Regions from separate parts of the Mus musculus genome. Here all the other regions are linked to region 3. The links are chromatin loops, found by intact Hi-C in ENCODE. Cell type or tissue: heart. All regions are shown on one strand.

Region 1 (2,500 bases), 83 kb before region 3:
GATGCTATGTGGCTAATGCACTCATTCGATCCTTCACCAAAGGCAAGCAAACCTGTTCTTCAGGAGAGTGTAACCCAAGAGACAAACTAATGGCCACATAAACATAGAGCCATGACAAGTGACATGAAGGGATAAATCATGGAAGGATCTTGAGGAAGCGAGTAAAAGCTGACTTTCAAAGGTTAGACACAAGCTAAAGAGGAGATAGCAGCTGGAGAAGAGATCTCTAGGTGGATGAGGCCAATGAGAGGGGCCAAGGCATGGGGGAGGGATAGACGGCTGCTTGGAACTAAAAGGAAAACACTGCTTTAAATGAAACAGGAGAAAAGAAGAGAGGCGTCAGCCAACATTTGGCTAACAGATTTGGTTTAAGTGCACGTGCTGCTCTGCCAGAGGAACTGAGTTCGGTTCCAGCTCCCATGTCAGGCGGCTCACAACTGGAGCTCTAGAGGATCCAAAACCCTCTGGTCTCAGAGGGTATCTGCACTCACGTGTGCACACACGCACGTGCGCGCGCGCCTACACTTTTTTTTTTTTTTTTAATGGGATTTGTCCACTAAACAAGGAAGTAGCAGATATGATCAGATTTGCCTGCAACACAAACCAAGTATTCATTCTCCCTCCTCGGGGAGTTTGCAGAAATTCCTCAAGTCAAGCACCAGTATCTGTGCCCTTTTTCCAGACCAGGGTCACAACTAAGAACTCTTCACATGGAACTTCCATTCTGACCACACTTGATCCAAAAGGGTGGCCTTATGTCTTATTTCATCCCTCCTTGGAGCGTAGGCGATCGTGTCCTCACAAAGGCCCGATACTTGGATCAATTTAAAAAAAAAAAAAATGCCCGCGTATCTCTCAGGTTCAGCCTAGCCTCTGCCCACATACGCTTGCTTTTTGCATGCCCTTAGCTGTGCACGTGCAGGTCACACTTCAAGGGTCCCAGCCTTTCAGTTTCCCAGCCTCATCCCCCTCCCTGCCGGTTATCCACACCACGAATGAGCTTCCCCGCGCAGGACTCACTCTCAGCTGTCTCCACGCCATGCTCCTTCTGCCATTAAGCCCGCCTCTGCCTGCATCCCATTGGAGAATGTGGGCTCGGCTCCACCTATCTCCCAAGCCCCACCAGCCGGCCCGCCCCTAGACGTTGATTGGACAGCCGAACGCGTGCGCTCTGCCCGGAGTCAGGCTCCGTGGCGGGACGTGCCTACTTTCTGTCTTGTCGCTGTCGCGCCTCCTAAGGGACGCTGCTCTGAAGTCGCGCACCCTTCCTTCGGTGCAACCGTGAGGAGGAGGCTTCCGGAAGTCTCGAGTGGGGAGCAGACGCTTCCGAAATCTGCAGACCAACCCCAGCGCCCGGTAGTGCGCACTACCCTAATGCTTCCCTGTCCCTGGGAAGGAAACAAAGGGCGATGCAGCCCGAAGGTTCCGCACGGTTGTCTTTATGCCGGTGCTGCGGTATGGCTTTCATAGCCCCCTTTCTGAAACAGAAATCCTAAGAATTCTGTTTTATCAGGGCAGTGGTGGCGCCGGCCTTTAATCCCAGCGCTTGGCAGGCAAAGGCAAGCATATCTCTGTGAGTTTGAGGCCAGCCTGGTCTACAGAATGAGTTCCAGGAGAGCCTAGGCTACAACATGGAGAAACCCTGTCTCTACAGGGAGAAGGAAAAAAAAAGTACACTCATGCAAACACACAAAAATTTACCCACTGGTTTTAAAAGTAAACTCTGAGGTGTTGATAAGTAAATATGGTTTTATTTTTAAGATAATCTTATGGTGTAGGCCAGGTTTTTCTAAAAACCAATCCTGCCTCAGCACTCAAGTGCCTCTGTGCCAAGCGTTTACAGAGGCCAGAGGAGGGCATTGAATCCTCTGGAACGGTAGTTACAGATGATTGGACCCACGTACTCTGGCCCTTAACCTTATGTTTGTATCCTATTGTCCCCCTTCCCACTGGTCCCCTTCCTTTTCTGGAATAATACTTCCCCACTTTAGGTCATAATTTGGGTCAGGTTACAGGAGGCTGGAGAGATAGCTCAGCTGTTAGCACTTGATGTTCTTGGCGAGGACCCAAGTTCCGTTTCCAGCACCCACATCAGGTAGCTCACAACTGCCTGTAACTCCAGGACCACATTTCTTCTGGGGCACTGTACTGGTTTTCCCATACCAACAGGTAGATGTGTGTGTGTGTACACATAAATTCTAAAAATAAGTCCTTTTAAGGTCTGTATCCTGCATACAAGAAAAAAAGCATATTTAGCAGTCTGAGATTGGCTTGCTTCATGTAACATGATCTCCAGTCCCATACATTTTCCTGTAAATTACCTCATTTTATTCTTTCTAATGGTTGAATGTTGTTCCATACCATATATGTATCATATATATCATTATCTTGATCTGTTTGTCTGTTACTGCTTCCATAAACTGGCTGTTGTGAATATTGCTCCAAAAAACATAGATATACAGGTACCTCGGTCATATGCCAGCTTGGATTATTTAGGGAC
Region 2 (2,500 bases), 77 kb before region 3:
GCTACAGCAGTGGCTCAGGTGCCTGTAAACAGATGACAGATGAATAGATAAAAAAGAGGATATATATATATATATATATATATATATATATATATATGTGTGTGTGTGTGTGTGTGTGTGTGTGTGTGTGTGTATGTATATATGTGTGTGTGTATAGATAGATAGATAGATAGATAGATAGATAGACTTTTAATACCAACACTCAAGAGGCTGAGGCAAGTGGATCTCTCTGAGTTCAAGTCCAGCCTGGTCTACATAGTGAGTTCCAGGACAGCTAGGGATACATAGTGAGACCCTGTCTTGAAAATAACAACAACAAAAGAAAGTTTTCCTTTTCATAAAAAAGTATCCATTTTTCTGGACACATACCTCATTGCTAGGGTGCTTGTATAGAGTGCATAAGGTTCTGTGTTAGAGCCCATGCTTTAAGAACTAAGCTCGCCAAGTCTAGTAACACTGGTTTCGATATCCACCAACCTCTCCCTGCTTGCAGGTAGCTTTGGCGTCATAATGGGTCTTTATTTGCTAAAGATACATCTGGGCGTGTAGACACAGATGGAGACATTGGTGCCCCCGACTGTAAAGCCCCGTTTGCTATTCATTTGCAGCCGGTGAGAAATAGCTTCCCTAAACAAAACAAAACCTTTATCTCCTTGGCAGGTTGTTCCCAACCCACAAAAGAACAATACGGACGATTCTGACAAACTCACTGAGTCCTATTTAAAAGCCCAGGCAGCTGCCAAGCCTCCGTACATCTTCTCTCTTCTCACTCGAGCCTCCGTACATCTCTCTTCTCACTCGAGCCTCCGTACATCTTCTCTCTTCTCACTCGGCACAGAGAGAAAAATGCTCTTGCAGAGGCGGTCCTGGCTCTGGCTGTACATTAGAATCGGTGTCATTCTGGGTGATATTTTGGGACGTAAACCAAGCATCCGGGAGCAACATGGGGGAAACAGCTGCTATCAGCTTAACAGACTTTTCTGTGACTTCCAGGAAGCAGATAACTACTGCCACGCCCAGAGAGGACGCCTAGCCCACACGTGGAACCCCAAGCTTCGGGGTTTCCTAAAAAGCTTCCTGAATGAAGAAACAGTGTGGTGGGTCAGGGGAAACCTGACGCTGCCCGGATCGCATCCAGGGATAAATCAGACAGGTAGGGCTCTCGTGTTGAATGTTGAGGGGAAAAGCTTTCTTGGGCTGTGTTCTAGGGTGGAAGAAAGTCATCTTTGGCCTTTCCACTTTTTTTTTTTTTTTTTCAGATTACATTTTAAGGTATTGTTTTTTCCCTTTTTGAGATTTATTTATTTTACGTATGAGTGCTTTATCTGCACATCTACCTGCTTGCCAGAAGAGGGCATCAGATCGATTACAGATGGTTGTGAGTGTCCATGTGGTTGCTGAGAATTGAACTCGGGACCTCTGAAAGAGCAGCCAGTGCTTTTAACTTCTGAGCCATCTCTCCAGCCCCCTTTCAGCTTTTATAATCAGAAAAAGGGTTAGTTTGACCATCAATCTCTCTCCATACGCTTTCCACTTTTGTGTCTCGGCCAACATTTGTCTCCATAGCAATGGCAATGTACTTTTTCCCCCCCTGAGACAGGGTCTGTCTGTGTAGCCTTGGCTGTCCTGGAATGTGCTCTGTAGATCACGTTCCAGGCCTTGAACTCACAGAGATCCTCCTGCCTGTGCCTCCTGAGTGCTGGGATTAAAGGTGTGCACCATCATTGACCGGTGGCAATGAGCTTTTTGTCAGAGCCTGTCTAAAACTTAATTCCTGAGTCTTCATGTATGGTGTTATTTTGCTTTATTTGATTTGGGGTATCTGGAATTTTTGTTGTTTTGTTTTATATTGTGACAGTTTTGCTTTATAGTGCAAGATGTCCTGAAACTTGGTATTCAGCACAAACTGGTCTCAAACTCTCAATCCCCCCACCACGCACCCCCCCCTTAAGTGTTGAATGTTGAATGAAGAGGAAAGCCTTTTGAATGTTGGCTTTCCAGGTATACAAATAGTTGCTATTATACAAGATTCTAAAGAGAAAAAAACTCTTACAGTGACTTTCTTTGTTATCTTTGCCTCCAGATTTCCTAAAACAGAAGCTAGGAGAGAAATTACCTCTTTATTGTTTTTTTTACAAAATCGAGTACCATAATCTTGCAATTTTAGCAAAAAGAAAAAAAAACAAGAAATTATTATATCATCATGTCTCCCTAATGTCTAGGTAATTAATTCTAAGATCTATGATTAAAATATCTAAATATTGAAGAGTAATCTATAATACTCAGGGAGAAGTCGTAACTTTTCATTTGCTGGAAGCCAGACAAGTTGGGCATATATGTGCTTTAGTGCCACCGTGTGTGGAGGCCGAGTATCAAACTCCGATGTTTCTCCTCACCTTCCACCTTGTTTGGGGCAAGGTCTCTTTTGTTGTCCGCCACAGTGTACCCCAGGTCCCACAGGTCTCTGGGATCCTCCTTCCTTCACCTCCCATCTCACCTA
Region 3 (2,500 bases):
CCACTTCACCCTTTAGCCATCTCTGCTTTAAAACACACTGGAAAACTACAAGTGACCAAGTAACCAGAGGGAGCACAGCAGTAAGAGCAGTGAGAAAATGACCAAACAGAAGGTAAACAGATGTCCAAATACACAGCGAGTTATGTAACTAATGTGAGTGGAAAAAATACCATTAAAAGACAGATGATTAGCCAGACCTGGTAGCAAAGGAATTTAATACCAGTAGTTGGGAAGCAGAGGCTGGGGAGGTCTGACTTTGAAGCCAGTCCAGTTTACATAGCAAGTTCTATATCAGCCTGGGCTATATAATGAGACTCTGTCTTAAAAACAGCAGCAGCAGCAGCAGCAGCAACAACAACAACCAGCTGGTGATGTCAAGAATGGTGATCCGGGGCAGTAAAGAGATGGCTCTTGATGGTCAGTCAAGAGCATTCACGGGCTGCTCTTCCACATGACCCTGTATTCCCTGCACCTACATGGTGGCTCACAACTGCAGTTAACTCCACTCCCCCACAGGGGATGAGGTGGAAATCTGATGCCTTCTTTTTGGCCTATGAGGGCACCATACATACATGTGATATGGACGAACATGCAGGAAAACATGCATATACATAAAAGAGAAGGCTACTAGTGCATAGGTGGTTCCCAGCATGAGAGACACAGGCAGGAGGATCATGAGTGTAACCCAGCCTAGACTACACAACAAACCTGTCCCAATAGTATCCAGATGAAAAAAGAACCAACTAATTACTGTTAACAGGAAGAGCATGCCATCTAAATAGGTGAGTTCACCAAGAAAACACAACTGTAACTCTGAATGCCTCTCATGAGAAAAGATGCAAAACACATGAAACAAAAACTGACATGCAGCAAAAAGAAATACGACAATCTAGTTATAGTTAGAAACCTCAATATACCCCTTTGGCAATTCATCAATCTAGCAGGCAGAACACCAGAAAAATAACAACTGTGGTACTGGCTACTAATGAGTTTGTGAAGCAAACAGTTGAGAGTGCCAACTTAAGGAAGAAGGAATTTCAAACTTTGATGTGTGTGTGTGCACGTGTGCATATGCATTTGCAAGGGCCACAGTACAAGCGTGGAACAGTTGTGGGTACTCTTTCATGCAAGTACCAAGGATCAACTTATACCAGGCTTGGCCACAAGGGCCTCTAAATGCCTAGCCACCACATGAGCCTTCCTCCTCGTCATTCAATCCAGCTCCTAGCCTACCTGGTGCTTACTTGCAGAGGACCTGGGTTCAATTCTCAACACCCCCACGGTGGCTCACAACGGCCCAATAACTCTAGTTCCAGGGGATCTGAAACCCTCTTTGAACTCCACAGGCACCAAGCACACTCATGATGCAGATATGCCTGGGACCCTAGATAAAGGGTCTAGGCAAAACACCATACACATAAAATAAATATTTAAAGAAAAAAAAAAGGAAACCTCGTTATCAGTAATTTAAGGGTTCCACATGAAATAATTTTCATAGACTACACTTCGTTTTGGGAAGTGTTGGCACTTTAAACCACAAAAGGTTACATATAATTGGGACCTGATCCCGATTAGAGCCTAAATTAAGTGGATCAGAGTCTACTTAAGGACTCTAGAGGCTCGGGTCTTGTTAGAAACCAGAGGCACAAGAAGAAAAAGAGAAAGGCTACGAAAGTAATCAGGGGAAGAAAGCATTGTTTTTATCAAGTGAAAATGTTAAGAAGCCGCGTGACTTAAACACAAGGATGCGGTGAAGTTCCCCCACGAAGGTCAAAAAACCTTGAAGGGTGTGAGATGTTAACAAATGTACCGACTAATATTTTACTAAGCTGGAAAAAGACATGCATATGGAAATGGAAAAGTCTGACTGAAACAATGAAACACAGGTTGATTGTTTGATGGAGGGATTATACTGTTTTGTTCTCGTAAGAACAAAAAAACAAAAACAAAAACAAAAACAAACAAAACCAGAACAAACACCAAGAAGGCACAACAAAAGAAATGACAGTCTCCTCCCGGGAGCCATTCAACAACAACAGACTGTACACAATAAGCCCCCGTAGCCTCCCCCTGACATCAGTCGGCCGCAGCCCTGGTCCGGTCCGCATCCTAGCTCAAGTTCAAGGTCCTGAGGGCCACGCCTGACCCCAGGACCCGGAAGAGGAGCGCTCCCTCGGGCTCTCCTGGTCTGACTCACCCCGCAGCAACCGCGGCGGTGGGGACAAGGCCTCCCTCAGGGTCCCGACCCGACCGCACTGCAGAGGGGTGTCTCCTCAGTGCCCGGCTCATGCCGGGGGCAACAGCGACGCCAGCACCTGTCTAGGCGGTCCCACCTCCTCCCACGGCCGGAGCCCGACCTCAGGCCTGACCCCGACTGCCAGGGCTTCCCCCGCTGACACGGCGCGGACGGCTTGTCCTCACGGTCCTACAGACTAACGCTGGGGTTCCGTAAAAGCGGGACGTAGATGGAAGAGGGAGACAAAGATGCTTAGGTCTAAGG
Region 4 (2,500 bases), 530 kb after region 3:
CCTGCTCCACAAGAGGAATTCATGCCTTGTATTAGTTATGGCCCAAACCCATAACTAACAAATCGTGGGCTCTAAGGGAGAGTCCACTGATTTTTTTTTTTTTCTCTAAATGGTCAAGTTGCCAAACTGCCTTCTGAATACGGTGCTCTTCCCTCATCTCTGTCAAAGTTCTGAGAAGTGACTGACAGCTCAGCCATAGACAGGCCATCTACATAACACCTGCTCAGGGAAGGGGAGTGCAGAAGAGTGGGTGAAAAGAGTGGGAGAGCGAGAGGATGAGGGAAGTGCTGTGAAGCGCTTTCCTCTAAAAAGGATGGCTGTTACACTTATAAACGCACAGCAGCTGTGGCTACCCCACAGCTGGGGAGGTGGAGACAGGTGGATACCAGTGACTAGCTGGACAGTCTAACCTAACTAGAGAGTCCCAGGCCTGAGAGTCCATCCTCTGGTATCCCTGGCTGACATGGAACTCTCTATGTAGACCAGAGTGACTTAGAACTCAGAGATCTGTTTCCCTCTGGCTCATGAGAGCTGGGATCAAAGGCTTGTGGCACTACACCGGGTGGTTTTCTTTTTCCTTGGTTTATTAATATGTAAACACACCAAGTGATGATACTTCCGTTTCTTTAATTTGGTTTTGCACTCAAGTTATCCATTGAGCTTCAATTTTAATGCAGTCTCTCCTAGGAACTAGCATCTATCTATCCAGGGTAAACCTTCGGGTACCAAAGCCCAGTTCCGTTGCCATGGCGACCCGCTGAGACGGACAAGTTTCTCCGCACCAGAGCTCAGCTCCAGGAGTTGCCACCCTCCCGAGTGACGTCGATGCGCGTGACGATAGGCCTCCCGGAAGGCGCCTGTGCAGTGTGGCTGTCAGAGCCTCGCAGCCGGTGGGGGCGTGGTCTGGAGGAGGATCTGGCTCCAGTTGCGCGTGCGCAGGTCCGGGCGGTCTTCCAGGCGCTCCCTCCTCTTTGTCCGCGACCCGGTTGCCAAGTACGCAGAGGAGACGCCACCCCCGGAAGCTGTTCCCGGGAGCGGAAGTGGCAGGTGGCTCGTTAGAGTGAGGACCGCGTGTGCGGTGCTACTCTGCTCCTGCTCGAGGGGCTCTGGTGGGCGTGGGCTGAAGGAATGCGGACCCGGCTTCTCGGTGAGTGACAGTTCCCGGACGGTTCGCTGCGGGCAAGGGGCGGGGCTGCTCAAATGAGTGTTTGAGAGGTGGCTGTCCCAGGACCCAGTGTGAGCACTGCACATGCCCCAGTGTTTTTATTTCCTAGGAAAAGTTGGCGGGACCATTGCTAACACTCCCTATGCTCACTTAGACCTGACAGCTGTTGAGAACTTAAAGGCTTTGGTGTTGGACTTACAAATTTTATAATCATTTCCTTGTGGCTTTGGACAGGAAGCTTCCTGTCTTCCACTTGGAGCCTGCAAAATAATACAGTTGATACTCATCAGCCTCACATGCACTTTGGAAACGGCATGCATTTAGTTGAAAAAAAATTTTATGCATTTAATTGAAATTTTTTTTGTTTTTAAGTCGTACATTGAAATGCTAGGGTGAAATTGAAATGCATTATTCTGTTCAGAGCTTTGTCTTTTGGGCTAAGTGTAATATTCGTCCATTTATCCAGTTAATGTTAGTGTACTTAAGTGCCCACCAGCCACTGTTGGAACCTTTTGGGGTGGCATGTAAGTGAGCAAAATAAAAGATAACTGTCCTGCAGAAGTGCGGAGCTTACATTCTGGTTTGAGGAAGTTGAGAACGACAAGTCACAAACAGAACACAGGGGAAAAGAAATAAGTGATAAACATGAATGCCGTGGGAGAAAGTGAGGTAAGGGCCATGGGGAGCCCGAGATGCAATTTCAAAATAAGTGTGTTAGGATAGGCTTCACAGAGTAAAGTGCCTTCCAGCAAATACCAGGAGGAGCTGAGGGGATTAGCTAGATAGATACTTGGGGGAGTAAAGCCCAGGTAGAGCTTGCCTCTTAGTATTGAGCAAAGTGTTCCAACGTGGTGTGGCCTGGGTCTTCAGTGAACAGCAGGCTTGTGTGGCTGGAGTGGAATGGATAAGGGGGCGGTAATATTAAGAATGAGTTGGCAGCAAGGCTCAAGTACAGTCAGGAACCTTGGAGCGTTTGAATCCTTTTAGTTGTTTGCAAGTGAAGGCAATTATCCACTTAATTTCGGTAAGATTTCACAGCTTAACCACAGCCACTAATTAGTATGTGAAGTTAATGACTAAAAGTAGACTTTTTTTTTCCCCCCAAAATAGAATGTATTGGAGGTCTAAATGTAGCTGCGGTTCCCAGTAAGCACAGCGTGGATCAAGACAGATGAGCTCATTGTAGTAAATTTTCTGTTTGCTCTTACGTAGAGTTTTTGTGCGTGCAGAAATGCCCTGCTTTTGCCTCCCCCTAAGAGCTTTTCTAAATACAGTTTCTAACTGTTAAATGATGTTGCTGTTTGTGACAGTAAATCTCTACTCACGTGGGACTCG

What was found. Peaks named below come from ENCODE experiments on the same cell type or tissue, not always from the same donor. Only the 100,000 strongest peaks of a DNase experiment are listed, where the experiment ranks them.
Region 1: a loop joins it to region 3, with 3 times the contacts of the local background. A loop is called at or near these places in 17 of 42 quality-filtered maps.
Region 2: it touches region 3 in a loop (2.4-fold over the local background); 17 of 42 quality-filtered maps call a loop at or near these places.
Region 4: it touches region 3 in a loop (5-fold over the local background); 2 of 42 quality-filtered maps call a loop at or near these places.

Annotation. Positions count from the first base shown.
Region 1 is chr8:109,607,332-109,609,831 of GRCm38, forward strand. It overlaps Dhodh (dihydroorotate dehydrogenase), which reads right to left and starts at 1,342. Exons shown (of 9, transcript NM_020046.3): 1 at 1,021-1,342. The coding sequence starts at 1,041. In heart, a CTCF peak has its summit at 1,268; a DNase peak (open chromatin) is centred at 1,200; H3K4me3 peaks cover 2,290 bases; H3K27ac peaks cover 2,233 bases.
Region 2 is chr8:109,613,671-109,616,170 of GRCm38, forward strand. It overlaps Pkd1l3 (polycystic kidney disease 1 like 3), which reads left to right and starts at 564. Exons shown (of 33, transcript NM_001286454.2): 1 at 564-1,153. The coding sequence starts at 847. In heart, a CTCF peak has its summit at 1,327 (motif pointing right); no DNase peak of the experiment used is centred here; H3K4me3 peaks cover 538 bases.
Region 3 is chr8:109,690,671-109,693,170 of GRCm38, forward strand. The region is part of intron 1 of Ist1 (increased sodium tolerance 1 homolog (yeast)); the gene reads right to left. Among named protein-coding and RNA genes, the nearest start is that of Ist1, 1.4 kb to the right of the region's middle. In heart, a CTCF peak has its summit at 1,160; no DNase peak of the experiment used is centred here; H3K4me3 peaks cover 1,597 bases; H3K27ac peaks cover 1,029 bases.
Region 4 is chr8:110,216,940-110,219,439 of GRCm38, forward strand. Cmtr2 (cap methyltransferase 2) reads left to right here and starts at 1,021. Exons shown (of 2, transcript NM_146215.4): 1 at 1,021-1,147. In heart, no CTCF peak of the experiment used is centred here; DNase peaks (open chromatin) are centred at 402 and 942; H3K4me3 peaks cover 1,640 bases; H3K27ac peaks cover 1,021 bases.